4 separate regions of the Mus musculus genome follow, and all the other regions are linked to region 2. A link is a loop called in an ENCODE intact Hi-C map of the cell type or tissue named here. Cell type or tissue: heart. All regions are shown on one strand. Region 1 holds the start of Lrrc39 (leucine rich repeat containing 39). Region 2 holds the start of Rtca (RNA 3'-terminal phosphate cyclase). Region 3 overlaps Gm40128 (a long non-coding RNA gene). Region 4 overlaps Lrrc39 (leucine rich repeat containing 39).

Region 1 (8,000 bases), 55 kb before region 2:
TTCATTATCATCTATAATTCCAGTCCCGGGGGCTCTAACACCCTCTTCTGGCCTCTGCGGGCTCTGCATGCAAGAGGTACACAGACATACATGCAGGCAAAACAACCACACATATAAGAATAATAATGAGAAAAAAAAATAAAGACTCTTTTATGGGTTGGAGAGATGGCTCAGTAGTCAAGAGCACTTGATTGTCTTCCAGATGGCCTGAATTCAGTTCCCAGCACCCACAGGGCAGCTCACAACTGTCTGCAACTTCAGTTCTAGCAGATCCAGTGCCCTCTTCTGGTCTCTATGGGTACCTGCACAAATATGGATAGACTTACATGCATACACTCATATACATAAAATAAAACTACTTAAAGAAGAATATCTTGTGTTTTCAGCACATAAAAAACCTGTCAAATTCAATGAGGCTCTTACTAAATGGTCGTTTTCAAATCTGAGCTTATGGGTTTTCTCTAATCTAAAACAACGTCACAGCATACTTATGCTGAAATTCCTTCTCCCGCTTCACGTCTTCATGGTGTTTCTTTATTCTTTCTTCCCAGACTTCCTTTACAGCACTGACGGCCCCGGTACAAACCGCACTTTCTGTCATGATTTTCCCACATTGTAGTCAAGTCATCTACTTCATTACGTTCTGAAGAGCTGAGTCACAGGACACCTCAGTAAAGACCTAAGTATACCAGACAGGGGAAAGACATCATGTTTCAGAATATTAATGATTGATAACAATCATGAGAGGTGATGTTTGCGTCCAGCTATTCCACATATATTTGCATGCCATATCTTATTTTATTATTTTACTTATTTATTTATTTATTTATTTATTTATTTTGGCTTTTTGAGACAGATTTTTCTGTACAGCCTTGGCTATCCTGGAACCTACTCTGTAGTCCAGGCTGGCCTCGAACTCCACTCCACCTGCCTCTGCCACTCAAGTGCTGGGATTGAAGGTGTGTGCCCCCACAGCCCATACCTTATTTTAAACCCATGTAAACTATGATGTGAGTATTTTTGTTGCCTTTAGTATTCATATGAGGAAGCTAACCCTCAAGGGAGCACACATGGTTGGAACAGGAACTGCTGTCCAATCCGCTTCCTTTGTTACCATGTCGTCCATGATAATGAAAACCTGCAACCAGACTTGCATCCAGCTATGGGAAAGTAATTAAGCTACGATACATTAGGCAAGTCTGGGGCCCTCAAGATGGCTCCACAGGTAAAGGTGGTTGCCACCAGCCTGACAGCATGCAGAGGCCCCAGGCCCCAGCTGTGTCTACAACATAAGGCTTCCTACAAGGAAATCAATTAAGCCTGGTTTTGTTTTGTTTTAAGATGGCTGGAGAGACAGCTCCATAACTAAGAGCGTTTGCTCCTCTCCTGGGGACTGAGGCTTGGTTCCCAGCATCCATATCCTGACGTTCCCACTGCCTATCTCCAGTTCATGGGGATCTGATGCCTTCTCCTGACCTCCAAAGGCATCCACACACATGTGGTATACAATTTCACAGAAATACATATGTGGTATACAATTCCACAGAAATGCACACAGAAATACATCTGTGGTATACAATTCCACAGCAATGTACACAGGAATACCTATGTTTTAGAAATAACAAAGTAAGTAGATAACTGTTTTGCATTTTTATGAGAAAGAGTAGGAGAACTTTTAGGAAACAGGAGACGGCTTGTGCAGAAGACAGAGAGTACAGTAGCAGAGGCCACAGGAAATGTGGCTGTGACCAGCGTGTGCTCCACGTGTGCATCACGATGTTGTGGAGAAACCCGTTGTTTGCATCTAACATTTAATAAGAAGGAAGAAAAAGAGGCAACCAAGTAAAACCAGCAAGGTAGGAAAAGCCCAGGAAATCCAAATGGCAAAAACAAAACAAAACAAAACAAAACAAAACAAAACAAAACAAAAACCCACAGACTGTACTTAGCCTTAAGATTCTATAGATTAAACCATAGTAAACTATCTATACATACCTCATCAAAATGGCCAATTGTACTAGACTGACTCTACCAACTATTGGTGAAAGTTTGGGTGAGAGGATTCCCCCAGTGCTTTGCATTGGTGGAACTGTGAGTTGGTTGTAACTACTTTCAAAGAGCATAGGTGATATACGAGGTATAGACATTCCTGCTCACTATGAACAAGTGTCCCCCAACAATGATTTTTCAAAATAGTATAATAATTAGTAATAATAATAATAAAATGAATGCATCATGGAATTTTGCTTTTTCATGGATACCTTCATTTGGCCCAGGACGTTTGGCTAATCATGTCTAAATTGTAGAATTAGAATTAAAATTATTTGAGGCTCATGGAGGCAGTCAGAAAAGGAACCCGAAAAGAGCTGTCAGAAGAAAACTTTGGGTTGCTTTGTCATCTACAATATGCAGAGTATTACTTAGAGAGGGATGTGAGCAGAGTGCGCGGAGCCCACAGACAGGAGCTGAGTGTGAGATCTTTCTGCAGTCAAGAGACCTTGGGATCAGGCATAATAGTATATGTCTGTTGATGGGCTGATGCAGGAGGATGGTACGTTTGAGAGCAGCTTAGGTACACCACAACACCTTACCAAAATAGGAAAGAAGGAAGGAAGGAAGGAAGGATAAAAAAGGAAAGAAAGGAAGTCAGGAAAGAATGGACAAATAAGAGAAGAGAGTGGGAGGTGGAAGGAGGAGCCTTGAAGAACATGTACTGGGGACCTTACTGCCTGGACATGTCACCTAGAATTTATTGTATCAGATGTTAATAAAGCTGATGTATGTACTAAATACTTTCAACCATATACAATTAAAATATTTCATGAATGCAAGCTATCTCCGTATTGCATTATCTTTATATAAACTCTCATTTGTTAACTTATTTCATTGCTTGACATTAAATATTGGTCATCTCTAATACTAATTTCCTTAACATGACAGATTTGCTTCAGAAAAAAAACAAGTTTGTAACAAGGCATTTCTGCATCTAGCTCCTTTGTGAAGGAAAGGCACACAGCACAGCAGCGAGCTAAGTGTGTCAATGACACGGTGGGGCAGCTGCTTTCAAAAGTTAAACAACTGAAGAAACACAACCTTAAACTCTAACTTTCAGGAAGCCTATCTCCTGTGTCCCAGAGGACGACGGCTAGGTAAGTGACCACAGCCCCCTTACAAGGCTCAGAAGTTATATCTGTGATCAGCTGATAAACTTTTTCAGTGAGATCGTCACCTGTAATTTCTTTAAGCAGAAGGAACGGAGGAAAATTGTTTCGGAAAAGCACTTACCATAGGGGGTTGCTGCAGCCAACATGCCCAGAGCTCCCTGATTCTCAGCTAGAATCAGATCCAAGGTGATTTTTTTTTCCCCCAGTGTGGCTCCAAATGACTAAAACTCTGTCGGGCTGTGACCAAGTGAAAAGTCATGTCAGCCTACTTCTAATTTTAGCTCCTGGACAAGGCTGAGAATAGCAAGAGTCACGTGGGGCTTCTGTGCAAAGGTTCAACTGATAATGTACGTGAGTGCGTTCCTACAGACACCAGGGAAGTCTCTGATAATGTACGTGAGTGTGTTCCTACAGACACCAGGGAAGTCTCTGATAATGTATGTGAGTGTGTTCCTACAGAAACCAGGGAAGTCTCTGATAATGTACATGAGTGTGTTCCTACAAACACCAGGAAAGTCTCTGGGAGAACCATTTCTTTTTAAATTAATTTAAATTTTTTAACTGTGTGTGTGTGGGGGGGGTGTTTTGTGTGCATGTATGGCTGTGTGCCACATGCATGCAGTGCCCTGCAGGCCAGAAGAACTTGTTGGGTCTCCTGGAACTGGAGTGATGGATGGTTGTGTGCTATCACATGGATGCTGGGAAATGACCCTGGGTCTCCTGCAGGAGCAAGTGCTCTTAAGCACTGCACCATCTCTCCGGCCTCTTGGAGGGAGAACAATTTCTAAGTGCCAGAAAAGAATTCTTTCTAAAAGTCCGTCCACTTTTCATGACTTACAGATCTTACATACTTAACAGAACATAGTGGATCTGTTGGAAGCAAAGCAACTTCAAAATACACTGATGTGCAACAGGACAAAGCCCCTCACTACCTTGAAGTAAAAGCCCCAGTGCTTCAGATGAATGAATAGGGAAGGTGTGGCGAGGAACCGCAATTTGTGCTGCACCTAAGCTTCAGTTTCAGGGAGAAATGGTTGACTGAAGCCCTGTCCAGTCCACCTCCTTCTGCTATCAGGTACACTCTCAAGCCTAGGACTTCAGACTTAATTAACTTTCCATTTTTAACTCTCAGCTCCCACAGACAGGACCTAATTCCATGTTCTTAAGAATTATACATACAGCCAGGTGGTAGTGGAACACACTTTTAATTCCGGCACTCCAGGGAAGCAGACACAGGCAGATCTCTTTGAGTTTGAGACCAGCCTGGTCTACAGAGCTAGTTCTAGGACAGCCAAAGCTACACAGAGAAACAGTGTCTTGAAACCTCTCACACCAAAAAAGACAATTATACTCTTAGCTTTTAAAAATCTGTACACATCTGTACACAGATAAAATATAAGAGGTAAAACTGAAAGACCTCCGAAGGGAGTCCCTCACTCAAGTCTCGGGATAATAGTGGACCCCCAAGAACTCATGAGAGACCAAACTTGATGCAAACCACAGGAGGCTTTATTCGGGAAAACCAGAGCTCTGGGGACGACTCATATCTCACGCAGGGGTAGAGGAGTCAACCCCGAGGGGACAGGGGTCCCAGGTTTTATAGGCCCTCAGGGGGGAAAGGAGAAGGGGGAGAGTAGGGGATTTCCAGATCTAAACAATGTCTATTCTAAAATGATTGATTCCTCAAGAAATGGGTATGGGGGCCATTTCGTGACGCCGCGGGACCGAGAATCTGTAGGAGCAGAGCCAGAGGGAAGCGGGTGGGCCTGTCGGAGCGTTAGGATTTGAGCTTGGGCCTTTTGAACCCAGGATCTCGAAATGCATCGTGATTCCTGTCCCTTGGATTGTAAGGTTTATGTAGGTAATCTTGGAAATAATGGAAACAAGACTGAATTAGAACGGGCTTTTGGCTATTATGGACCACTCAGAAGTGTGTGGGTTGCTCGAAACCCTCCTGGCTTTGCTTTCGTCGAATTTGAGGATCCCCGAGATGCTGCTGATGCTGTCCGGGAACTAGATGGAAGAACACTGTGTGGCTGCCGTGTAAGAGTGGAACTGTCGAATGATGAAAAGAGAAGTCGGAATCGTGGGCCGCCTCCCTCTTGGGGTCGTCGTCCTCGAGATGATTACCGCAGGAGGAGTCCTCCACCTCGGCGCAGATCCCCAAGAAGGAGAAGCTTTTCCCGAAGCCGGAGCAGGTCACTTTCTAGAGATAGGAGAAGAGAAAGGTCTCTGTCTCGTGAGAGAAATCACAAGCCGTCTCGATCCTTCTCTAGGTCTCGTAGCTGATCTAGGTCAAATGAAAGGAAATAGAAGATCAGTTTGCAAAAGTGGTGTACAGGAAATAACTTCATCTGACAGGAGTATGTACAGGAAATTAAAGTTTTGTTTGAGACTTCATAAGCTTGGTGCATTTTTAAGATGGTTTAGCTGTTTAAATTTGTTTTGTCTCTTGGAACAGTGACACACAAAACAATGTAATTCTCTATGGTTTTCAGATGGATCATAAGAGGCACGTGATATCAAGAATTGTTACTTTACAATGTTCCCTTAAGCAAGATTTAATTTTCTTTGAATTTTAGTTTTTCATAGACTGAAATAAACCTAGGTCCTGCCCAAAAAAAAAAAAAAAAAAAAAAAAAAAGAAATGGGTATGGGAGGGAAACAAGGAAAGAGTCTAATGAAGGTGCAGCAACTACGGATTGGCCCCGACTGTGGTTGCTGGGGAGATTTTCCGACTCTATCCCAGCAACCAATATAGCAACCAATATCATAAACACCTGGCAGTGAGGTGCAGCAGTGGGCACACACCTGGGTTCAAGGAACGGTCAGAACATTGGCAGACACACGGGTTCAAGGAGCAGCCAGAGCATTGTGCACCTCTATTTTTCTAAATCAGTGAAGCTATTTCTACTGACAATGAAATCTATTTTGCCAGTTGCAGGGCTTCTGTGACCTTTTACACTCTGTCAGGATCTTTCAAAACTATCTAATTTTTATGTTATGTCTACACACAGACGCATACACAATGCTTTAGTGCTGTGCTAGAACACAGGATCTTGCCGTATGCTTGATATGCACTCTACCACTGAGCCACACCCACAGCTCTTCAGAACTCTATAATATCATGTTCTGTTAGCATATATTGTTTCTACAAAAATAATGGGTTTCATCGAGTTTTCTCCATAAAGACCAACCTAGTCTACATGAGACCCTGGAGACAGAGACAGAGAGACTGAGATATTTATCCCCAGATTGTTTTCTGAGGGCTATCCTAAAGCACACTTCCTACCAGAGAATAAGTGTTTCCATATTGTCTTCAACACTTACCTTCCATCTGATCCTCCTGCATCAGCCGGGGTGCTAGGGCTAAGGGCATGCTGGGTTTTACATGGTGATTCCATGCAATCTGGGCAAGCACCGTCAACTGAGCTACATCCCAGACCTTCCCCGTATGTTGAATGAGGTATCAAGTGCACAACAAATTAAAAGGAGGTGTTTATTCTGCTTCATATTGGTGGGCCACTTTCAGTTCTATGGAAATAATTAATCTTTCCCAAGAAATTAGTGTGAATTATGCAACACTGTTTTCTGGTATTGGCCCAGCTTTTGAGAAAATCTTATGATCAGTTTGAAAAAAATCAACCATCTTCTCCTTTTTTTCTTTCTCCAAGGGTTTATTTCATGTGTATGAGTGTGTCACCTGCGGATATGTCTGCGGTGCCCAGAGAGGTCAGAAGATGGCACCTGATTTTCTGGAACTGGAGCTACAGATCGGATATGAGCCATCCCGTGGGTGGTCGGGAAAGCAACCTTGTTTTGTCGTCAGAGCAACAGATATTAACAGCTGAGCCATCTCTCCAGACCCGATTTGATTTGATTTGATTTGATTTGATTTGATTTGATTTGATTTGATTTGATTTGATTTTTCAGGTGACAGTCTTTCTGCATTGCTCTGGTTGATCTGAAGTTCTAGAGCTCAAAAAAGATTCGTCTCCCTCCGCCTTCTACCCAGCTAGGACCGTGGGTGCAAGCCTACAGGCCCGGCTTTTATGATCATTTGTAATATGCACAAACTGTATGAGAAATGATACAGTGAGGGTATTTTTTTTTGTGTGTGTGTGTGACAAGTGAGTTTTGCTCTTTATTATCAGCCATTTAATGTCTCCTGATAAAATTCAATACATTTAAATTTCATCTTAATTACCTTAGACTCAGGGCTAAATTTCTTTTTTTCCCCTTTATTTTATTTTAATTAGGTATTTTCTTCATTTACATTTCCAATGCTATCCCAAAAGTCCCCTATACCTCCCCCCCTCCACTCCCCTACCCACCCACTCCCACTTCTTGCCCTGGCTTTCCCCTGTACTGAGGCATATAAAGTTTGCAAGACCAATGGGCCTCTCTTTCCACTGACGGCCAACTAGGCCATCTTCTGATACATATGCAGCTAGAGACACGACCTCCGGGGGGTACTGGTTAGTTCATATTGTTGTTCCACCTATAGGGTTGCAGATCTCTTTAGCTCCTTGGGTACTTTCTCTAGCTCCTCCACTGGGGGCCCTGTGTTCCATCCAATAGCTGACTGTGAGCATCCACTTCTGTGTTTGCTAGGCCCCAGCATAGTCTCACAAGAGACAGCTATATCTGGGTCCTTTCAGCAAAATCTTGCTAGTGTATTCAATGGTGTCAGCATTTGGAGGCTGATTGTGAGATGGATCCCCAGGTATGGCAGTCTCTAGATGGTCCATCTTTTTGTCTCAGCTCCAGTAACTCCTTCCATGGGTGTTTTGTTCCCAATTCTAAGAAGGGGCAAAGTGTCCACACTTTGGCCTT
Region 2 (8,000 bases):
TTAGTTGTTCCTAGGGCTCTTGAAAGATACTATGTAACTTTCTTCCATTCAGGCTTCTCTCGATTCTATCTTATTTTCAGGAAACAAACTAGTTTATCATCCTACGTCAGTAGATCCTGATTCCATATATGATTGTGTTCTTATCTTTGTTTGTAGCCGGGTTTTGGAACCTATTCACTAGATCTGAATGGGGCATTGCTACTAGCGCTACTAGCGCCAAGTGATGCAATTCTTGACTAGCCAACCGTGTTTTTGGTTAGTAAAACTAAGAGGGAGGGAAGGACCCAGAGAAGAAAGGGAGGCACCCAAGGAGGAAGGGAGGGGGACAGACAGAGACAGACAGACAGAGACAGAGACAGACACTGTAAAATGAACCTAGAGTCTTGCATAAGCTAAGCAAGCCGTCTATAACCACTGAGCATCATTGCCAGCTCTCTGCTTCTTTATCTACTAGTTTTGAGACAGGATCTCGATTAGCTGTCTGGGTGGCCTTGAAGTCATGATTATGCTTCTATTCCCCCAGCCTGCTTAGTATCTGGGATTACAGGCCCGAACCACCAAGCCTAGCTTAAAAATGGAATTTTGAGACAGCTAATGTTTATCTTCAATTTTAACTTAGGCGATGTTAGATTGCTTTGCAATGTGCTTGTACAAAATAACTTGTCTAGCAGCTGAGAGTGGGACTATTCTTTGTTTCTCATTTGACAGCCTTAGAAGTAATAGGTATTTACCTATTCAATGGCATTATGGTGTTAAAGTTTCTTAATTATTAGTAAAGTTAAACAGGTTTCACGTGTTTATTGGTTCTGAGATGCCGCCCCCCCTTCCCCCTCCCAGTCTGTGTAGTTCTGGCCTGGAACTGGTATGTACTCCAAGCTCCTACAGCTCTATCTGCCTTTGTTGATTGAAGAGATGTGCCACCCACACCAACCCTGGATATTGATTCTTCAAACGCTTCCTTCATGTACTTTTAACTGTTTCCTCTCTGTTGTGTGCATTCATTTTTCATTGTTTTCTTATTGATTCTTCTTTTGGGGGTCAGGGTTTTACATAGCACCCCCATTTTGAATACATACAATTGTGGCCAAAAACCAAACCAAACCAAAACCCAAACAAGCAGACCTGTTGAGCTTGCTAGGCAGACTCTACCAACTGAGCTACACACCAGCCTTCTTGTTGACTTTTCTTGTTGACTTGAGTGGGAGCTCTCTAAACTATGCAGTAACTTCTACAAAAATGAGATTCCCTGCTGTTCTTTGGTTTGACAATTTCCAGTTCTCATACACACAATAACCAGAAAGTTCTAACTTCACTGATCTTGTGAGGCTTTTGATGTTAATTTTTTTTTTTAATGACATAGGCGTTATTTCTGCTTTGGGACTGTTTTAAGTAATACTGCTTTTGAAACTTTAGACAAAACCTTTTGTGAAGACACATTTTCTTTCTTTCTGTCTGTCTGTCTGTCTGTTTTTTGGTCTTTCTGTCTTTCTTCCAACCTGAGAAGAATTCCTGGGGAAATCCCAGTTCTGAGTGTCTCTGTTGCCTATACTCACTCCTTCAATGCAGGTTACAATATCACTTACAGCTTTTTGGACAGTTTCTACCTCATACTTCTATCTTGTCCACTTCCTTCTACCACCCAAGTAACAGCAGGAGTTCGGCTTTAGAAAGCATAAGCTGGGGTCGAGACTATAGCTGTTTGGTACAGTGTTTATTTGGCATGCATCAAACCTCGACATCAGCCTCCAGCACTGTGATTAATAAAAACAAAAAGGATTAGCTTTCTTCAGAGGGTGTTATATTTATGTAATAGGAATCTAATATGTATGATAATCAAGGTACCACAGGGAAGATGGCTGCTCTTCCATAGGACCCAGGTCAGATTCTCACCCGTGTGATTGGTGGCTCACAATCCTCTGGAATTCCAGTCACAGGGAATTCGATACCCTCTTCAGGCCTCTGTGTACAGATGAATGTGTACACATTATGCCCATTCACATAATAATAATTTTTAAAAAGTACAACATGTATATTCGCACAGCAGCCTTGCTTCAATGTCTTATTATTTCCTGTCTGTAAAATTATATCACTGGTATCTCCTTTTTTTAGGTTCTTAGGCCGCTAAACCATCTTCTGTACACTATAATGGGTTTGTGCCTCTCCCTTTGGTTTAGCGGACCATGAGACAAGGAAGTTTCTCTGAGTCTCATGCTAGGCCATGGGAAAAGCCGGAGTTCCCGAGCCAGCCGGGGGGCAAGTTTGTCATCCAAGAAGAGATTTTTTTTTAAAAAAAGATTTATTTATTTATTATATGTAAGTACACTGTAGCTGTCCTCAGATACCCCAGAAGAGGGCATCAGATTTCGTTACGGATGGTTGTGAGGCACCATGTGGTTGCTGGGATTTGAACTCAGGACCTTTGAAAGAACAGTCGGCGCTCTTAACCACTGAGCCATCTCGCCAGCCCCAGGAAGAGATTTTACAGTTCTAAAATCTGCTAGACCACTTTGCAGAAGAGATTGAGTCGATGGCAGGTCAGTGTTGGCCTGGACCACACCTAGATTAGGACTGCTTGCATGTGAATCACTGTTGCTCTCTACTTAAACCTAAGCTTTCCATCAGAACCCTGAAGATAGACTAGGTTTATTTATTTATTTTTTTCTCTTCCCAATGGGACCACACGTAACAGATCTCTTCTTTCTGCCTTCCATTAATACTTATTTCTTGGCTTGGCTACTGAGAAGGTGTTGGCTGAGCCTACTTTGTTAAGGCCTGCCAGGGGCCAGGCTCTGACGGTAACATTTCAAGTAACCATTCACATCTTGGAGCACGTTCCAGATTGATTTAAGTAATCTACATGCTTCCAAAATACTGTGTTAGTACAGTATCGAAATTAGGCGACAGTGATGTTTCATCACACAATTCAGCCTCATTTCCCAGTCTTTGAGGTACCCGAGGATGCTGGAGAAGGCAGTGCTTACACATGATTGGGAAAATAAAATACCAGCCTGGGGGATAACTGAAGAATGTACCTGTTGGGGGGAAAGGGCTTCTGGAGCCTGAAGGTTTTGCTGTGTCACCCCCTTGTGGCCAGCCCAGTTCCCTGCTAGTTTGGGTACACAGTCGCACAACGCCCCGCGCGGCCTCTCTGAGCGCTGGGTGGAGCGCATGCGTACAGCTGCCGGCAGGGTCCCCTGGGGAATTCGTTTCCACAGCAACAGTTTCCCGGGAGGCGCGGGTTCTTTCTCCTTCCGGCGAGCTCGGCCCGGAAGCGCACTATCAGGCCTGCGGGCTTGCGGGCGCCTCGTCTTTTGCCGGTTGCAGCAGGGACGTGGTCGCTGCCGGCCGGGCTCAGAGGCGCCCGCCATGGAGGGCCAGCGGGTGGAGGTGGACGGTGGGATCATGGAAGGGGTGAGTGTGGGACTGCTAGGGGCCGGGGCGAGCCGTGGCGGCGGGGGCCTCCATTCAACCTCTGTCATTTCTCCACCCCGGTGCTCTCTACAGGGCGGCCAGATCCTCAGGGTCTCCACCGCCCTGAGCTGCCTCCTGGGCCTACCCTTGCGCGTGCAGAAGATCCGCGCGGGCCGCAGCACGCCGGGCCTCAGGTACTGCGGGCGGGCGGGCGGGCGGGGAGTTTGGGTAGGGGGCCTGGGAGCCCGGAGATCGGAGCCCGGGTTCTAGGGGGGAGGAGGCCCGGGCGGCAATTAAGAGTGCGGCCTTTGCTCTCCGTTTCTGTCCATAGGGCAGGCCGCTAGTTGTCCTTAGGACGCCTTGAAACAGGGTAGCTTGTCCATGTTCTTGTCATGGTAGGTTTATTGTTAATTGTTCTTGCAAGATATCATCTAGTCCAGGGTAATCCGGAACTTCTCTGCTAGGGTGAATAACCTTGAACTTTCGATTCTCCTGTTTCCACCTCTCAGATGCTATAATTACAGCTGTGTGCCACCATGCCCAGTTTATGTGGTTCTGGAAATAAAACCTAAGGCCTCCTCCACACTGTGCACGCCCTCTACCCACTGAACTACATCCCTGTTCCTCTAATCTCACCCTCTCTTTTCATAAGAATAGCAGTCAAATTGTATTACCGCACCCCCTAATAGCCTCCCTTATGTTGATTGTACCTTTAAAAGGCCTGTTTAAATGATCACATTTTGTGTGGGTTGAGGCCTCAAGGTGGGAATTTAGGGATGAGGAGTACATAATTTAGGTAGTACTGGTGTCACGGGGTGGTCATTGAATGAAATCAAAAGCCCCAGACAAAGTTCTCCTGTTGGAAGACATCACACTTGTTTTCTGGCCATTGCTTTTGTAACTGTCATAGAGTGGGGTATAGGCAGTCTGATGGCACACGTTTTGATGCAGTCTTATGACCTGAAGGCCTCAGCATTTATCTGGACTGGAAATGGTTCGTGATTTGTGTGGCGGGCACCTGGAGGGAGCAGAAATCGGCTCAACAGAGATAACCTTTACCCCCGAGAAGATCAGAGGTGGAGTCCACACGGCAGATACCAAGACAGCAGGGTATGTATGTCTCACTCAGTCCTCCATTCAGACCTGGGTTCAGATGTAGATTCTTTGGCTTCGAGGGAGTGCTCTTTGGACCTTTTGAGGTTCAGTTTTCTCCCTTTTTAAAATGTAAATGATAAGCCTGCTTGTTTAGTTGTAGCTGTTATTATTTACAGATTTCTTTTTGGTTTTTGTAAGGCAAGGTCTCCCTGTAAGTGAACACTAATGTTGAACTCATCCCGCCTGTCCCTGTCCCTACTGCCCCCACCCCCAGGGGCTGAGATTGCAGGCCTGTGTCACTACTATACCTGGTTTTCCCTTATTGTCTTAGTAAGTACCCATGTAACTCTAGAAAGTGTCGGAGGCTCGCCTTGCATGCCCAAGGTCCTGGGTTCCATCTCCTGCTGTGCAGGGAGATGCTGACTCTAAACATCCCAGCTGTCCCGGTTACCCCTCCCCCCTGGGGATGGAGCTGGACCGAGTTCAGTGCTTGATTAGTGTAAAGTTGCCGTGTCCAGTTCCCACTACCAGAAAATAAACAAAACAAGAGTCATAAAAAACCCCACCCAAACACACTCAGCCTCCTGGGAAATGGGTGGCTTAACAAACTGCTAAGAGCCCCTCCTAGCGTCCCACGATGACAGACTGTGGAGAGGAAGCAGCGTTTGCTTGCTTTTGTGCACTGTTTGGTTGATTGCATCCTTATTTTGCGTCTGGTACTGGAGTGCTAGCCCACTGCCTCAAGAATTCTGGCCAGGTTCGTTGCCTGAGGTTCATCCCCAGCCCCCGATTGCTTCTTAAAGTAACCTTTTTTTAAACTGCAATGCTCTGTTATGAAGCATTTGACAGAGTAAGACATTATATTATAAACCTTTTGACAGCCCAGAAATAACTTTAAATGAATTATGGTTCTTTTAGGAAGATGTTTAATAACCCATGGTATCGGACCTATGGTATAAGCAGACTTCTTGGCAAAGGCACCTGTGATTAGGTTTAAAATGAGATCTGTCAAGTGGGAATGTTCCTAAGGCAAGGAAAAGAATTTGACGTGTCTTTTCATTAGTACATTGTTATTTTATACAAAAAAGAAAAAGTCATAGTTATAATTAAGACAGTCGCAAAATTTGAAGCTGAAAGAGAAAGCATTTGTTCTAAAACTTCCATATTGTAAATTAGGAAGTCAAACCCCATTGGTGTTAAGTGACTTAGCCTCCGTCTTGGAGTCAGGGTAAGAAGTGACATTAGAATTTAAGTCTTTTGCCTCCTAATCCCCCCCCTTCCCCAAACAGGGTTTTAAAGTGTAACCCTGGAACTCACTCTGAAGACCAGGCTGGCCTTGAACCCACAGACATCCCCCTTCTCGTCTCCCGAGTGCTGGGATTAATGGCGTGTGCCACCACCACCTGACTATGCCTCCTAACTTTTAGAAATATTATTTATTGTATTTGTTTGTGCGTGCACACACACATACACGCACATGCATGTGCATGCTCCTGTGTATACACACATGTACACATGTATAAACATTCATGCTTTGGAGTGTGTGTGAAGGTCAGGGGAAAACCTATGTGACTAACTCTGTTTATTGTGATTGGTTTTATTTTCAAGAACAGCAATTCATTTTAAAAATCTGACTAGATACTTCATTTTTAAAAACACTTCACATTCTGTGCCTAAGTTTTGTGATTCTTCATGTCGACAATAAGGAGAAAACTCCTTGTTAAACATTCTGTTTCTAGTCACATGAATTCTCTGATGGGAGGAACAGTGCTGTGATTTGATACTTGAGTAGTGTCCTGTGCATGGTGACAGCAACAGCCCAGGAATAAGGGGGTAGGTCTTGGCTGTTCCAAATGCATTTTCATAAACTGCTGCTTTCAGGAAATCTTTGAGAAAAAAATTTGAAGGTTTTATTCTTTTGTTGTTAGTTTGGTTTGGTTTGGTTTTCGAGACAGGGTTTCTCTGTATAGCCTTGGCTGTCCTGAACTCACACTGTAGGCCAGGCTAGTCTCAATCTCAGATCCTCTTTCCTCTGCCTCCCAGGTGCTGGGATTAAAGGCATGCGCCATCACTGCCTGGCCATGTTTTTATTTTCAATTTAACTTAATTTTTTTTGGTGATGTTGGGTACTCAACCAAGGCCTTACAAATGAGAGGCTGAAGCCATTTACCGTTGACTCACTACCTCAGCACAGTTTGCTTTTGTCTTTCTGCTTTGAAATACTTCCGTCAGAGTCAGGATTTTTTTTACCCTTCAGACACTGAAATGTTTTCTAACTTTTCCGTTGTCTGAGCTTCAAGTCACACTGGCGTGCAGTAACAAATACAGCTGTTCTGAGACTCAAACGACAGTCCAGTGAAGCCATTCTGCCTTTTCCTTAGGAGTGTGTGCCTCTTGATGCAGGTTTCAATGCCCTGTGTCCTGTTTGCGGCTTCCCCGTCGGAGCTCCGTCTGAAAGGCGGCACCAATGCGGAGATGGCCCCGCAGATCGATTACACCATGATGGTAAGGGCGCCATGGTCTCTGTTTAAATGTCGGCAGCATCCTCACAGACATCCTGTTCACACATTTCCTAGTTCTTTTGTAGGAGAGGGCACAGGTTAGGTTTACTTTAGGGTTTGCATTATAAATTAAGATAGTGTTCAGACTGATTCTTTTTAAGGACCTAAAATATAATTATGTAAATTATCAGTTATCATATAAATTGCCTGTTTTTATTTTAGTGTTGGCATGTCTATAAGGAAGAAAATGGGTCCAGGTTGAGTATCTCTAGTCTGAAATACTGAGTGAGCCAGAATTTGAGCCAGTGAGATGGCTCATTGGGTGAGAGCACTTGCTACGCTAGCCAGATGACCTAAGTTTAGCTCCCAGAACTGAAGAAAGGCCAGAGCTAAGTCCTGAAAAGTGACCTCTTGACTATCACACTCCCCTCCCCACACACACACACTCAGATAACACAATTCTTAAAGATAACTATAAAATTCAAAACTATTTGAGTACCAACATGATGATCCAAGTAGGTGGACATGTCCCACCTGACTCTATGTGGTGTGCTGTGGTCACAACCTTGGGGCACAGGTCACTGTAAGGCGGTGTGCAAGGTCTGTGTATAACGAGTGAAACACAAGTCAATTTCATGTTTGCATCCTGTGTGTTTGTGCAAATACTACGGACTCTGAACAAGTCAGATGCACCTCTGGCTCTGAGCATCTTCAGGCAAGGATATTCAATCTGTATTAGTGGTTTTTTTCTTCTCCAGGTTTATTGTGGCATAGTTCTTCACAACTAAATTTACTCCTTTAAATGTACTTTTAAGAATTTTGTACAAATATATATCTGTGAACCATTTCCAGAACCAAAGTGAGGGTAAAAAAAAAGTTTTATTAAAAAAGAAAGAAGGAAAATTACAAACCTTTGTAGCTAGTTTTGTCCCCAGCTACTGCCAACCACTGTTCTGAGTTCTGCCCTTTCACAATGTCATACAAAATACAAAT
Region 3 (8,000 bases), 330 kb before region 2:
AGAGAGTAAAAATTTTTCCTTTTAGTACATGTAGTCATGTAGCCACCACAATCAAGGTACAGATTATTTCTGCCACCCTAAAAGAATCATGTTTATCCCTACATGGCCAAATCTGTGATAACACATGAGGTGGTTTGAATAGGTATTATCTCCATAGACTCATGTGTTGGAATGCTTGACTCAGGGAACGGCAGTATTAGGAGGTGTGGCCTTGTTGGAGTAGGTGTGGCCTTGTTGGAGGAAGTTTGTCCCTGTGAGGGTGGGCTTTTAGGTCTCCTATGCCCAAGCTACACCCAGTATAACATATAATTCCTTTCTGCTACCTGGAGATCAAGATATAGAAATTTCTGCTCCTTCTCCAGCAGCATGTCTGCCAGGATTCTATGATGCTTTCTGTTACAAAGTGAATAGACTAAAACCCTGGAATGTAAGTCAGCCACAATTTAATGCTTTTCTTTATAACAGTTGTCTTGGTCATGGTGCTTCTTCTCAGCAATGAAACCCTAACAAGACAGAAACTGATACCAGGAACTGGGGGTTTGCTGTGATAGGTCCAATCATGCTTTTGTTTGGAGGAATATTTATTTTGAGACATTGTATTTGGAAAGCAGTGGGATGCTTTTAGCAGGGCACAATGGGCCATACTAGCAAGAACATGGAAAACAGTGTTTCTGAGGGTGATTTAAACTGTGGGGGCTCAAGGGGCTTTAGAGGGGAAGAATTTTAATATGCTGCCTAAAGATCATTCTTGTGGCACTTTGATGAAGGATGTGGCTGCTTTTTGCCCTTGTCCAAAGAATCTGTCTAGGGCTAAAGTGGAGAGATTTAAATTAATTGCATCGGCAAAAGAAATCTCAAAACAGCCTACTATAGACTTTGTTCTGTGTTTCACTCTTATCAAGAGTGTTTTAATGAAATGGAGAAAACAAACGTAAAAATGGAATTTAGGGAGTGGTAACTTCAGTGCGAGATCCCACTCTGCTAAGCTTCAATCTTGTGAGAAGGAATTAAAGAAAAGCTGAGGTACAGGCATGGCAATAGACTCCTTGAGTTCCAACAGAAGAAACCTTTAATCCCAGCACTCAAGAGACAGAGGCATACAGATCTCTAAGTTCCAGGCCAGCCAAGTTTAGAGAGAGAAGAAAACCATTGAAAACAGAAAACTGGTAAAGATAAAATTGAATAAGGGGGCCATGTTCTGACCCCAGCAAGCAGCTGAACTTGGCAGCTTCAGCCATGTAGCTCTGGCTCTAGAGTCAAAGATAGAACTAAGGGGATGTAGAATCTCTCTCTGCAACTAAGGAAAACTGTTGAGTCCAGGCATCTGGCAGGGGTGTCCCTGCATGGAGGCCCAGAGAAGCCATTTTGTGAAAGAGTTATGGAATCTCCTTCTGTGACTAAGGAAAGCTGCTGAGGCCAGCCAGGAGTACGGCAAGGGCATCTGCATGGAGGTCCAGAGAGCCCATTGTGTGAAGCTAGACAGGTGAAGCCTATATTGTCCTGGAGACATACCTGCCAAAGAGAGCTGCTAACAAGGAGAAGAACCAACACAAGAGAAAAAAAAATGTGTTGCAGTCAACAAAGTTCAAAGGAGTTGAAGATCTGAAGAAAATCTTGGCATTAGACATGGAGATGCATGTTGGGATTAAAGAATTGACACACAAACGATACACATACAGATCTCAGTTAAGCAAGAATCGTTTATTGAACACCACACCCAAGACTGATTGATTAGGACCACAAAAGGACTCAGGAGCCTACTTGTGGTACCAGTCTGTTCTTAGGGCAGATGTTTTATAGGAAACACCAAGTTCAGAAGTTCAGAAGGCAAAGGTGAATGTAGTACTAGATTTTGGCTAACTTGGGATCTCTAATCTTAGTCCCTCACTGGTTATTTTTGTGAACGGAAAAAACACATATTCTACCCAGTTACCTGGACAGCAGTCAGTTGCTTCTATATATAACTTAAAATCTATTCCGTTTTTTGTCTACTGATTTTCTGATATATACTGGATTGATTTAGGATGTTTTCCAAGTTTTTTTTTTTCCTTGAGAGTTTTCAGTTGCCTATTCTCATTTTATAGATCCGCCATGACATCCATCATAGACTGCTTCTTACTAGCTTTGTTTGTAAATTCAATAGTTTCCTAACTTTAAGAAGTTTTATGTGGTGGTTTGACTATGTGTGACCTAAGAAATAGCACTATCAGGAAATGTGGCCTTGTTGATGATGTGTGTCACTGTGGGGGTGGGCTTTGAGGCTCTCCTTCTAGCTGCCTGAAGATAGTCTTCTCCTGAGAGCCTTCAGATCAAGATGGAGAACTCTCAGCTCTTTCTCTAGCACCATGCCTGCCTGGATGCTGCAGTGCTTCCTGCTAGGAAGATAATGGACTGAACCTCTGAACCTGTAACCCAGTCCCAGTAACAACCTTCATGAAAGTTGCCTTGGTCACAGTGTCTCTTCACATCAATGGAAACCTTAGCTAAGACATTTTGGTTTTATATTTTTCTGCTCTGTGAATTGTCTATTTCCCCAGGAATCATAAGTTTCTTGTAACTGTGAAAGGATTAAGGAGCCTGTTGCAACTTAAGATTGAAGCCATGGAAAGTCTAATAGCTCATACTGTGAAAGAACAAAGTTTGTCATTAAACCAGCTTTACCTTGAGTAGGTAAATTACATATGCAAGCCCCCTCAGGACTCTGGTAAGGAGCTGGGATAGCCCCTGACAGAGGACTCACCTTCAAGGAGCCAAAAGAGCAAGGTCCGTGCCAGACTCTTGGTGGGAGGGAAGAGCAGTTCTAAACCAAAGGTTATTTGTTGATTGTATTGATTTTCAAAAACTTAACTGTGCTGGTTAAATTTTGGTCAACTGAACACAGGTAGGGTTATCTGGGAAGAGGGAACCTCAACTCCAATTGCCTCCATCAGACTGTCCTGTGCACATGTCTGCAGGGAATTTTATTGATTAATAATGGATGTTGGAGGAATCAGATCACCATGGGCAGTGGTCCTGGGGTGTATAAGAAAGCAAGCTGAGAACCAGGCATGGTAGCCCATGCCTTTAATCCCAGCACTGCGGAGGTAAAGGCAGGCAGATCTCTGAGGTCTAGGCTGGCCTGGCCTACAGAGTGAGTTCCAGGACAGCCAGGGTAAAACAGAGAAACCTGTCTCAAACAAACAAACAAACAAACAAACAAACAAACAAAAAAGAAGGAAGGAAGGAAAGGAGGGAGGCAGGCAATCAAGCTGAGTGTACTACGCTGTCAGTGCTCCTCCCTGGTTTCTGCTTCAGTTCCTGCTTCTCCTCTTGCCCTGACTTCTCTTTACAGTGGACTGTGATAGAGACATTCGAGTCAAGCAAACCCTTTCTTCCCCTAGCTGCTTTTGATCCTGGTATTTATCACAGCACCAGACAGCAAACTAGAACACAGACTAGGATGTGTGATGCGGTCCCGCGGACAGGGAAGTCATAAGTAAAAACCAAAGAGCAGAGTTCTGTTTCTCTGTCGATAGCAAAGGTTCGCAGACACCCGCTGGTTAAAAAAAAAAAAAACAGCACACGTTTCTTCCCTAACAGAATCTAGGCACAGATTCATGCAGCCCTCTGGTTTTCACCTGCAATCCGGGTATTTTCCAGGGCTCGGATCTCAACTGGAGAGTGATCTGCCTCTGGGTTCATGTGATTGTTAGAGAAATACGACTGCGCTTGTCCTCCTGCACCAATGGCTCCATTTCTTGAAGGCTGACATCCATCACCACACTCAGCTCCTTTTCACAGCACTTCATAGTGTGGCTACGTAGTCACATATGCGAGCCCAGAAAGCGACTGAGACAGCCGGGACATTATACGTACACCACAGGACGAAATCATAGACATAACAAGCCATCCTGTCCGCTATGCCAATGGCAAACTAGTCGTGCGTGCCATCTACATTCAAGGTAAGGAGAAAAGGGCGATTCTCTGGAGGTTTCCATTCCCCAAGCTGATTCTTCAAAAGCTCTTAAAGGCAGGGGAGATCCAGTGTGGACTTAGTCCTGCTTCAGGATAGCATACCACCAAGGAGAAAAAGGCAGTGGATACGTGTGACCCTTAGAGCACAGGGAACCTAGAGGGATTTGGGGACAAGCTGAGGCAGAAGGACGCCTTAAATTCTTTGTATCTAGCCGGGCATGGTGGCGCACGCCTTTAATCCCAACACTTGGGAGGCAGAGGCAGGCGGATTTCTGAGTTCGTGGCCAGCCTGGTCTACAGAGTGAGTTCCAGGACAGCCAGGGCCACACAGAGAAACCCTGTCTCGAACACCCCCCCCCCTCCAAAAAAAAAAAAATTCTTTGTATCTGACCTATTCTTTCTTTGGGCATAGAACCACCTAATAAGGAAAACCCAAGACTGAAGTCAACACATGTAAATGTCCACACGGGGGCAGCAGACACCAGGACATTGTGTTCCGAATGCCTGACTCCGAGGAAGAACAAGTTCATTTCCTTTTATGGCAGCTCACGGCTCCCCCTGTCTGGTCCTTGAATGGCAAGGGAGGTGCTTGCTTGTTTTTTATTCCTCCATCCCCGTAAAGCTCCGTCCCTGATATGTCCCCAATAAAGACAAAGGGCTGTATCCTGCATAACCCGCAGAGCAACAGTGACTGGGGAGCAGCAATGAGGGCCCCCCTGAAACAGGGACTTAAGGAGACTTCCACAGTCCAAGAGCCCACATGTCTAAGTCACAACTGTATCGCAGTCGGTGTCGGGTAAAGCCCGTCTTGTTCAGAGTTGGTCCAGAATTCGTGCCCTCAGTGAAGAAGCTTCAGAAACTCGCTGGCTTCTACCCTGTGAAGATTCAGAAAGGCATCATCTAGGCAGCAGGAAATGAAGCCTCCTTAGACATCAAACCTTCAGTATCCTCGATCGTGGTTTACAACTGTAAGGCTTCGCAACTGTAAAGTACATAATAGCTGGCATTTTGTTATAGTGCTATGAACAGAGACAAAGGAAATTGTAGTGACACATTTTTTATGAAAACACCTCTTGCATTAAAAATAAACTAATTTCCCAGATCTTGCCACCATGTTAATAAGGTGCCTAGAGAGCATTCAAGACTGCATACTTAACCTGCTGTCCTACTATGCATTCAGCCTATTTACGTTTAACCTGCCTTTGAGAGAACAATATACCCAACCTCACTATATCTTGGATTGTACATGGAATCAGCTTTTACAGCCTAAGTTAAGTGATAGCTTTAACCCATTTATAAATGCTTATTTATTTTATGTTGTGATCAAGAATATCTTGCTTGCATGATTGTGTGTGCACTAGGTGCCCCGTCGACCCACAGAGAGCGTCAGACCTCATGAAACTGAAGTTACAGATGGCTGTTACCTGCCACATGGGTACTAGGAAATAAACCCAGGTCCTCTGCAAGAACAAGTATTCTTAACCATTGAGATGTCTCTCCAGCCCTACATAGCTTTAATCTTAAATTACAGACTTCCATGCCCCTGACGCAAAATTATATATGTATGCATGCATGCCTGTATGTGTGTATATATGCATGTATGTATATATGCATGATGTATGTGTGTGTTGTGGTAATCGCTTGCTGAAAATAGCAAACAAGTTGAAAGCAACATTAAAAAATATCAGCCGGGCGTGGTAGCACACGCCTTTAAACTCCAGCACTCGGGAGGCAGAGGCAGGCAGATTTCTGAGTTCGAGGCCAGCCTGGTCTACAAAGTGAGTTCCAGGACAGCCAGGGCTATACAGAGAAACCCCGTCTCGAAAAACAAAACCAAACCAAAACAAAAATATCCACCATAAATGTTGCAAACAACATGGAGAAAGCTTGATAATGTGTGTTTGTAGTTCTGTGGGTTTCTGGGTCAGTCGTGTCAGTAACATGACCTCTTCCCTTATAAAACTCTCCCGCTTACAGTCTGAGCAGTGTCTTCTGTTAGCTCTCCTAGAGTAAGCTCACCTTTGACTGTAGCAACAAACACACAAGAGAATTCTGCCCTCCCCCCAAGGAAAATTAAACTCTCCAGTGACTTGGTTTTGACAAAACCCTGAACTCTTTTGGGCGTCCCCAAAACAACGGCAAGCAGGTATGATGCCTGCTCGTTCTCTCTTTTCATTTTACTGAGTTTGCCCGAGAGACCAACCAGATGAGTCCTGTGGCGCAGTGGTCCGTGCCAGGAAACTGGGTAAGGTTGACTGGGTTCACAGACCCCAGGTCCCAGGGACCCATCTGAGGATGGTAGGCATGTCTCTGCTCCCTACCAAGATTCCTGGCCCAGAACATGTGACCCACAAAGGGACATGACCAGTGGTCATGTAGCCCAAAACAAAGATCTCCCCTTGCTAGTGAGGTATTTAGAGGCCCTGAGGGTTTAGCCAATAAGCTTCCCTTCCTGGACATTCCTTTCTGCAAACGGTATTTAATTTCTGGTCTACCCTGGGGAAGTGATAATGGACCCATTTTCCACAATGAACGGTCAGAAAATGGTATGGATAAGCATGAACCGCCACTTTCACCAAGAACTACCATGGGGAACATGGAGAAAGCCTTTGTCTACAGAGCCATGCTGCCTAAGTCTCCCTCAGAAGGCCCCTCAGGGTTCCTGGACTCATCATCGCTAAACTAAGCTAGAGTTCCCCTCCCCCCAACGCCACCAGGCTCATCCTCAGCCCACTGGCCCCCTTTGTTCCTGACTCTATGGTTTCTAGTGGTGACTGGATGTCCAGGAGTCAGGGAACCCCAGCGTCAGCCTAATTCTCTGTTATTTCTCACTGGGGCTGACTGGCGTAGGGTAAAAGCAGTCTAGTGTTTCCCTCTAGTTTCGCAGCCCCAAGCAGCATTCCCACACCCCAGTGTCAAGGCAGGATGCAGGACCACAGCCCTGCTGGAGAGGTTTGATAGATTCTCAGTCTGGGACATGTCTAGGGGGAGAAATGAGACAAAAGCAATGGGGCTGGAGTAGGGTCCAGCTTCAACAGACCCCTTTTCAGCAAACATGACTCCAGGGAAGTGAGACAGTGCATACTCAGGTGCAACTACTGCTGGTACGCCTGCTGCCGAGGAAGACTTAAGACAGGACTTAACCCACAAATAGACTGTAAACACAGATGAGAAACACAGAGAGAGACACACACAGAGCAGGGGAGGTATAGATAAACACATAGATAGACAGGTAGGTAGGTGGGTAGGTAGGTAGATAGATAGATAGATAGATAGATAGATAGATAGATAGATAGATAGATGGATAGATAGATAGATGGATAGGTAGGCGGATGGATAGATAGATAGATAGATAGATAGATAGATAGATAATATAGATTTATTCATATACATACATAGTTACATAGTTACATAGATACACAGACACATAGGTACATAGATAGAGATACATTGGTAGGTTTTGTAGTATACTTCCACCTGAGTGAGACTTTTAAACAAGACAGCATGAAGCTTGCTGATCAACCACCCACTCCTGCACTTGCTCAGAAGTGCTGACAGGATTCCCAGAAGAATAAAAGGAGGCTTTTCAGGGAAATGGCAGGCTTGCTGCCAATGGTAACGCATAGGTTGCAGGGCTGTGTACTCTGAGGCACTAACAGCAGATCTTTCCATCCAAGCTTTAAGAGCATTCAACTTGAGTGTGTTCTTAAAACTTAAATTTTTAGTGCTGGGGATTGAATCTAGGACCTTGCACAGGGTCTCTTAATCTTTTCCTCCCTCCCTCCCTCTCTCCCTCCCTCCCTCCCTCCCCCCTCCTTCCCTCTCTCTCTCTCTCTTGTATGTGTGTATCTGTTGTGTGTATACCTCTCTTTTTCTAATATTAGGGTTTAAAAAGGAGGTTTCACAACTAAAAATAACCAAGTTAACACGATGTTCTTCCCCACGCGCAGTCGGCCTCTGTCCACCTAATACAGCTGTCTGTTGAAGTCTGCCAACAGGGCATTTAAAAATAGATGGCTAGTCTCCCCAGTAAGGGTGTTGCATGA
Region 4 (8,000 bases), 70 kb before region 2:
ATTGACCAAGGCAGACTCCAGTATTTACAGCAGAAAGGCTTCAGTCCTGCCTTACAGTACTATACGGACCCATTGGTGTCTCTGGAAAACGTATTATTAACTGCCGTACCAGCTCATCCGTCATCGCAGGAAAAACATCATCAATGAAAGGAAACATGAACGTGACGTTTGTCTTCCACAAACAAAAAAATTTAAATTATTTTTAAATTATATTTCGATATTCACAAAAATATTCACCAAGTAGTCAAAGTATTCCTTTTCAGCAGGGCTCTTTCAATTACTTTCTCCATCAGAATGTATAGAGCTTGGCATTTGAGTCAGACAGTTGACTTGGTCTTCTGAAAGATATAACACCAGTATATAATTATAGTGTGAACTCTGTGTATTAATCTGGTAAAGGTTTTATTTGATTTTTTTCATTTTTTGAGCTCCAGTTATAATAAACAGTATAAATTTATAACAAGGATCAATCTGAGTGTGAGGCTTTTTTTTTTTTCTTTTTTTCTTTTTTTCTTTTTTCTTTTTTCCCCGAGACAGGGTTTCTCTGTGTAGCCCTCAATGTCCTGGAACTCACTTTGTAGACCAGGTTGGCCTCAAACTCAGAAATCCGCCTGCCTCTACCTCCCAAGTGCTGGGACTAAAGGCGTGCGCCACCACGCCTGAGTGAGGCTTTTTTTTTTTTTCAATATAGGTCTAGAAAGAATAATTGTAATTATCTTGAACACAGACAAATTTAGAAATTTAAGAATTGGCAGCCGGGCGTGTGTGGTGGCACACGCCTTTAATTCTAAGTGTTGAATAAAGTCCATGTTCTCAGTATTTTTCACCCCAGATAAAATTACTTTTGAATTATTACTTGTAGATTATAGAAAACCAGGATAATGAGGAAGGTCTGTTTATGCTCAATGTGGCCCATCTACCACTTGGGAGACAAAAGTAATAATAAGTCTTTTATTTTTTTTTTTTTAAAGATTTATTTATTTATTATATATAAGTACACTGTAGCTGTCATCAGACACACCAGAAGAGGGCATCAGATCTCATTATAGATGGTCGTGAACCACCATGTGGTTGCTGGGATTTGAACTCTGGACCTTTGGAAGAGCAGTCGGGTGCTCTAACCCACTGAGCCATCTCTCCAGCCCAAGTCTTTTATTTTTAACATTTATTTATTTAATGTGAGTACACTGTTGCTCTCTTCAGAGACATCAGAAGAGGACATCAGATCCTGTTACAGATGCTTGTGAGCCACCATGTGGTTGCTGGGAATTGAACTCAGGACCTCTGGAAAAGGAGTCAATGCTCTTAACCACTGAGCCATCTCTCCAGCCCCCAAAAGTAATGATTCTTTAAGAATCAAATGGAGTTGGGGGCCTGGAGAGATGGCTCAGTATCTAGGAGCGTATCCACAAGAAGATGAGCTTTTCCACAGAACCCACATGGCAGCTAAACTGTAACTGCAGTTCCAGGGGATCTGACACGCCGCCCGCATCAGATCTGCATTAGCTCTTCATGCACATGCCGCACAGACATACACACAAAACAAGTTAGTTAAAATCTGCACTGAGGGCAGAGCTGTATCTCAGTGACTGGGTGCTTGCCACAGTGTGAGTCCCAGCCCTGGAGAAGTGGATTTACAGAGAGAAACCAGCAGAAGGGCGTGTCACTTCACATGGTTGTGCGGCAAGTGCCTGGCTGAAGAAGGATTTCCTTCATTCCATTTGAAATGCTGATTTTACGGCGTCTCCCCTAGTACTTATCAAAATTATAAACAGAATCAAAATTCCTTTTCCCTCATTCAGTGTTGGCCAGAATGACCACCGTTTGATAGAAACCCATAAAAGGATGACAAGATAGCACTTGATTGTGTACACATTTTCTTCAAAAATATTTCATCTGGTTGTTCAAACCTCATACCTGTTCTCCGGGACTCTTGTATGTATGCGTGCATAAACTGCAGCCCAAATAACTCCTGTTCTTCCTCTCCATCTGTGTTGTCGCTGGGAGGAAGCGTCACCTCCAGTCTTAGTGGGTTGTCTCGGAAGTTGACAAACCTAACAGTTCACCAGAAAACAGTGTTTTTATAGGTGCCATAGAAGTGCATGTACATATATCTTCCTGGAGAAAGATCAAATGACAGCATATTGAGTTACTACTTTTTAATAGTAATTTTTAACTATTTTTGATAACAGATTATCTTGCTGGGATCTAATAAATCCAAAAATCTGTAAGTTTCTGTGCTAGAAGAATCAGTATCGTCCACAAAAAAATCTTGCGAAGACACAATTAGCTCATAACATGTGAGCAAGTTATATCATAAGTGTATGGTTAATGCTACAAATATAGTTTTTATGGATTGTTATGGATCTGTGCTGTCACCATCAAGTACAAAGTTAAAGGTCGCTAGGTCAGTCAGTGCCGCTAGGTCAGTCAGTGCATGAATGACTGGTTGTGGACGTTTTAGGTTCAGGTATCCATTGCTTCACTCCATCAAGAAAATTACATTTTAGAGAGAATTTTATCGGAGTTCTACTAAGTAGCCCCAATAAAGTCTGCTTTCTATAGGCTATATACATTATCTGTGCCTATATGTAGTTATAAAGAAAGAAAATGATATTCTATTTTTTTAATTTTTGTATTGCAAAGAATGTTTATTAGCAGTAAAAAGAGAGGTATTATATAATATTGTCACCAACAAAAGACATTTCTTTAAATTCATAAATCCCAGTACTGTTTTAGTTTCAAGAACTCTTGAATAAGCTAGATTCATGTTACATGAATCACATTCATGAAATTATTAAATTCCAACATTGGAAAATATGTTTAATTCTTTTCTTTTTGAGCTGAAGAAATAGCTCAATAGTTAAGAGCACACTTGCTGCTTTTCTCCAGGACCCAGGTTCTAATCCCAGAACCCACATGGCAGCCCAAGCCTCTGCGTCCAGTTCTAAGAGATCTAATGCCCTCTTATGCCCTCCATGGACATCAGACACACAAGTAGTACACAGACAAGACATCCATACACAAAAGTAAGTTTTAAATACACACACACACACACACACAGAGTCCTGTAAATCACTACCCAAATGTATTGGTCGGAGTCTGCTTTACTCCATTTTGACCTCTGGAGAAAGTATGGCTGTGCGCTAACACCCGCTTACCTCAGATTCGTCATTTCTTCCATGCAGCCTGGGATATCTTGTAGTTTGTTGTTGCTGAGAACAAGAGTACCCAAGTTTTTCATATTTTTGATTGTCTCTGGCAGGCATGTTATTTCATTCCTCTGCAGCCACAGTGTATGTAAACTTCGCATTCTGGAAAATTAGAGTATGAATAGGATATGAAAAGCTGGACTTGTCATTTGTAACATTTAATTTTTAGATAACTAAATTAATCTATTCACTTATTTATTATTTAACATTCAGTAAAATGAATTTATTGATTTAACAAACTCCATTCTTTCTTATTACCTAATTGCCAGGGAAATTACATCAAGGAATTCACTAAAGATTAGCTTTTATCTGTCGGCAGGAATGAAACCAACATTTGCATGGTCATCTTTTTTCATGTTTTCTAAATGAACAGCTGTAAATGTCACCTAATATGAATCTTAAAATACAGAAACTAGTAATATTCCCATTCTGGGCATAACAATATTGGACTGAGGCCACAATCCCTGGGTTCAAATCCAACTAACGCCACTTGCTGAGACTTGGGCATACATAACAAACGTCTCTGCATCCTTCCCTCATCCTTTTTGTTGCTTAAGAGAAGGGCCTGGCACGCACTATCAGGTGCACATTGTTAATGTTTTGAATGCAGTTTTCCCCTCCCCAGATCCTCCTACATAATAATGAAATCAGGCTACTGAAAGAATGGATTTCAAACTAGTTGGGTCTGTTGTGATTATTCCTAGGCTCCTAGTTGTCTGGTATATTGCTTCTTATTTTTCCTAGGTGGCTTTGGATGATCAGTAGCAGAAAGTCTATCTTACCTGTCTAGTGAGTCAGGAAGCTGTTGCAGGCTGTTGCTTCCCATATCCAGCCACTCGAGGGCAGGCATGTCCAACACAGCATGAGGGATCGTAGTGAACTGATTCATACTCAGGTCAAGGTGAGTGAGTTTTAACAGTTTGCTGAGCTAAGGACGAAGTAAGGATTTTAAGTAATCATCCACAGTGTTATGTAAATTACTAGAAGACACACCCTGATGAGCTATTTCATCTAAAAAGTTCATGTTATGTAGATTTTGTTTAAAGTAGTAGCCCACACACAACAAATCACACATAGAGTTGACTGACTTCCATCATTCCACCTGAGCTTTGTTTAGACACAGGAGTCCACAACAAATAAAATGTAAGGATAATAGAACCTGGGCATCATGGTAAAAAATATAAATCCTATAAATCCTAGAGACTGAGGGCAGCTTGGGCTACAAAGGCAGTGTCTCAGAAAGGTGAGACAGGTAGGTGTGGTGGCTCACGCCTTCAATCCAAGCACTAGAGGCAAAAGGCCACATAGTTCAAGGCCATGTGGTCTATGTGGTGAGTTCCAAGACAGCCAAAGCTACACATCAATATCCTCTCTCAACAAAACAAAACAAGAAAATAACCTGGGCTAAAGTAAAATGAAATAAGAAAAAATTTCAGATACAACTTCTCTTCCAAGATAAATACTTTCCAGGGCTAATAGGACCTGTGTGGCAACAGTGACTGAGAATTCTATGGGAAAACAGTCTTGAAGGTTACAGGTCTGACCAACTTAACTTGTGTTCCCTATTCCAGACACTGAGCTTACTCAATAAGAATTCTGTGATTCGTCACCACGCACAAAGCTCAAGACCAAGTGGATCAAGGACCTCAACATAAAACCAGACACACTGAATCTAATAGAAGAGAAAGTGGGAAAGAACCTTGAATTCATTGGCACAGGGGGAAATTTTCTAAACAGAACTCCAATGGCTCAGGCTCTAAGATCAAGAATTGATAAATGGGACTTCATAAGGCAAAGGACATAGTCAATAAGACAAATTGGCAACCTACAGATTGGGAAAAAAACTTTACTAACCCCACATCTGATAGAGTGCTAATATCCAAAATATATAAAGAACTCAAGAAGCTAAGCCCCCCCCAAAAGAAACCCCAAAAAACAAACCAATCAAAAAATGAGTATAGAACTAAACTGAGAATTCACAACAGAGGAATCTTGAATGGCTGAGAAACACCTAAAGAAATGTTCAAAGTCCTTAGTGATCAGAGAAATGCAAATCAAAATGACCCTGAGATTCCACCAATCAGAATGGCTAAAATCAAAACCTCAGAAGACAACATATGTTGGAGAGGATATGGAGAAAGAGGAACACTCCTCCATTGCTGGTGAGATTGCAAACTGGTACATCCACTCTGGAAATCAATCTGGAGGTTCCTCAGAAAATTGGAAGTAGATCTACCTGAAGATTCAGCAATACCACTCTTGGAAATATACCCAAAAGATGCCCCACCATGCCACAGGAGCACGTGTACCACTGTGTTCACAGCAGGCTTGTTTGTGATAGCCAGAAGCTGGAAACAACCCAGATGCCCCATGACAGAAGAATGGATACAGAAAATGTGGTTCATTTACACAATCGAGTACTACTCAGCTATTAGGAATAAGGACATCCTGAGTTTTGCAGGCAAATGGATGGAACTAGAAAATATCATCCTGAGTGAGGTAACTCAGACCCAGAAGGACATGCATAGTATGTACTCACTAATATGTGGATATTAGCCAAAAAACAAAAAAACAAAAAACAAAAAAATGCAGAATACCCAAGATACAGTCAAAAAGATCAACAAGCTGAAGGGCCCAAGTGAGGCTGCCTCAGTCCCACTTGGGAGGGAGGGACCCAGCAGGGAAAGGGGATTTGGGGAGGGAGTGGGGAACATGATCTGGCATTGGGTAAGGGAAAAGGACTGAAGCCCTGAGGGCCAGCAGAAAGAATGGAAACAGGCAACCTCAGAGGTAGGAGGTTGGGTGACCCTCCAGAAGGCACCAGAGACCTGGGAGGTGAGAGACTCTCAGGACTCAAAGGGAGAGACCTTAGATGAAATGCCCTATATTGGGGAGAACTATTACTGAGGCTATGGAGCCCTCACAAACAGGGACCTACCATGACTCCCTCCAAAAGACCCAACAAGCAGCTGAAGGAGTCAGATGCAGATATTTGCACCCAGCCAATGAACAGAAGCTGCTGACCCCAGTGGTTGAATTAGGGGAAAGCTGGAAGAAGCTGAAGAGAAGGGCAACCCTGTAGGAAGACCAGCAGTCTCAACCTAGACCCCCAAGATCTCTCAGACACTGGACCACCAACCAGGCAGCTGATATGAGGCCCTGACACATATAGAGCAGAAGACTGCCGGGTCTGGGTTCAGTCAGGGAAGATGCACCTAACCCTCAAGAGACTGGAGGCCCCAGGGAGTGGGGAGGTCTGGCTGGGTGGGGGTGGAGGGAGTGGGACATCCTCATGGAGACATCCTCCTAGGGGAGGAGGTATAGGATGTCGAACAGTCGGAGGGTGTTTGTTCCCAGGAGGGGAATAAAATCTGGAGAAAGAAAGAAAGGAAGGAAGGAAGAAAGAAAGAAAGAAAGAAAGAAAGAAAGAAAGAAAGAAAGAAAGAAAGAAAGAAAGAAAGAAAGAAAGGAAGGAAGGAAGGAAGAAAAGGAGGGGGAGGAAGGGAGGAAGAGAGAAAGAAAAAGAAAGAGATAGAAAAGAAAAGAAAAAAGGAAAGAAAAGAAAAGAAGAGAAAAGAAAAGAAAAGAGAAAGAATTCTGCATTTAAGGGCAGTAGCTGACTTCAAGCTCTGTACCACATAGCACTGCGCTCAACCTATGAGTAAGTACATGCTGCTATGGCAATGCTTTCTGTCGCTCTGCTTCTCAGGGCCAGTGCCTGTCCTGAATCAGATATCTGTCATTACTATGAACACTCTTATATCTTGTTTCTATGTGGATATATTTGCATTTCTTTTTTTTGTTGTTGGTTTGTTTTATTTTGTTTTGTTTTTTTCAAGACAGGGTTTCTCTGTGTAACCCTGGCTGTCCTGGAACTCAATCTGTAGACCAGGCTGGCCTCAAACTCAGAAATTCACCTGCCTCTGCCTCCCAAGTGCTGGGAATAAAGGTGTGAGCCACCACTGCCCGGCTTACTTTTCTTTTACTTGTTATTTCCTCTTACTGGTTTTTGTCTCGTTTTTAGAATGTTTGTTGAGAGAGTATCCCTATGTAGCTCTGGCTAGTCAGGAACTGGTAGCCTCAAACTCAACTGCCTCTACCTCCTGAGTACTTCATAAAGGTCTGCACCACCATGCCCAGATCAATTTTAAAATGTATTCATAGTAATGCTCATAGCTCCAGTTTTTAAATCTAAAATACTTCTGTTCCCCACTTTTATGTGAAAAAACTAACTATGTAAATGGTTCACTGTGACACTTAAATAATCATGTTAATGAATAATTATGACAGCCACCACACAAAGGCAGTGCCATTATTTCTGTTTCATGAATAAAATGACTCAAAAAGGGTCATGTAAGTAGATGAACTCAAGATTTTTTTAAAAGATGTATTTATTTTATGTATATGAGTACAATGTCGCTGTCTTCAGACACACCAGAAGAAGGTATCAGATCCTATTACAGATTGCTGGGACTTGAACTCAGGACCTCTGGAAGAGCAGTAAGTGCTCTTAACGGCTGAGCCATCTCATCAGCCCCAGCCAGTGCTCTTAAGCACTGAGTCACCTCTCCAGCCCTGAACTCAAGTTTTTATAGACCTAAAGTCACAAAATTCCTTCCCTCTTTATCTTACTGAACATTTTAAGATATAACTTAATTAACTTTGGTGGCCAACATTCTGTATTTTGAATTCCTTCTGTCCCATCTTCACCGAGTACACAAATACAGAGTTTTTTAGTTATTGCAAAAAGGCAGGATGAGGAGACGGCTTTGGGGGTAAACAGTTCAC

The links. Peaks named below come from ENCODE experiments on the same cell type or tissue, not always from the same donor. Only the 100,000 strongest peaks of a DNase experiment are listed, where the experiment ranks them.
Region 1: it touches region 2 in a loop (3-fold over the local background); 11 of 42 quality-filtered maps call a loop at or near these places.
Region 3: it touches region 2 in a loop (8-fold over the local background); 13 of 42 quality-filtered maps call a loop at or near these places.
Region 4: it touches region 2 in a loop (4-fold over the local background); 16 of 42 quality-filtered maps call a loop at or near these places.

What each region holds. Positions count from the first base shown.
Region 1 is chr3:116,558,409-116,566,408 of GRCm38, reverse strand. Lrrc39 (leucine rich repeat containing 39) reads right to left here and starts at 3,426. Exons shown (of 9, transcript NM_175413.4): 1 at 3,286-3,426; 2 at 489-679. The coding sequence starts at 601. It also overlaps the pseudogene Gm9761. In heart, no CTCF peak of the experiment used is centred here; a DNase peak (open chromatin) is centred at 3,478; H3K4me3 peaks cover 2,981 bases; H3K27ac peaks cover 3,729 bases.
Region 2 is chr3:116,503,356-116,511,355 of GRCm38, reverse strand. Rtca (RNA 3'-terminal phosphate cyclase) reads left to right here and starts at 3,181. Exons shown (of 11, transcript NM_025517.3): 1 at 3,181-3,411; 2 at 3,505-3,605; 3 at 4,378-4,521; 4 at 6,888-7,011. The coding sequence starts at 3,367. In heart, a CTCF peak has its summit at 3,092 (motif pointing left); a DNase peak (open chromatin) is centred at 3,175; H3K4me3 peaks cover 1,838 bases; H3K27ac peaks cover 1,465 bases.
Region 3 is chr3:116,832,651-116,840,650 of GRCm38, reverse strand. It overlaps Gm40128 (a long non-coding RNA gene), which reads left to right. Exons shown (of 3, transcript XR_867574.1): 2 at 3,640-3,941; 3 at 4,367-5,294. Among named protein-coding and RNA genes, the nearest start is that of Gm40128, 4.9 kb to the left of the region's middle. In heart, a CTCF peak has its summit at 4,423 (motif pointing right); DNase peaks (open chromatin) are centred at 4,440 and 7,920; H3K4me3 peaks cover 608 bases; H3K27ac peaks cover 2,706 bases.
Region 4 is chr3:116,573,559-116,581,558 of GRCm38, reverse strand. Lrrc39 (leucine rich repeat containing 39) reads right to left here. Exons shown (of 9, transcript NM_175413.4): 6 at 3,995-4,140; 7 at 3,162-3,314; 8 at 1,918-2,054; 9 at 1-338. The coding sequence ends at 274. It overlaps Trmt13 (tRNA methyltransferase 13), which reads left to right. Exons shown (of 12, transcript NM_030016.3): 12 at 1-831. The coding sequence ends at 147. Among named protein-coding and RNA genes, the nearest start is that of Lrrc39, 15 kb to the right of the region's middle. In heart, a CTCF peak has its summit at 4,044 (motif pointing right); no DNase peak of the experiment used is centred here.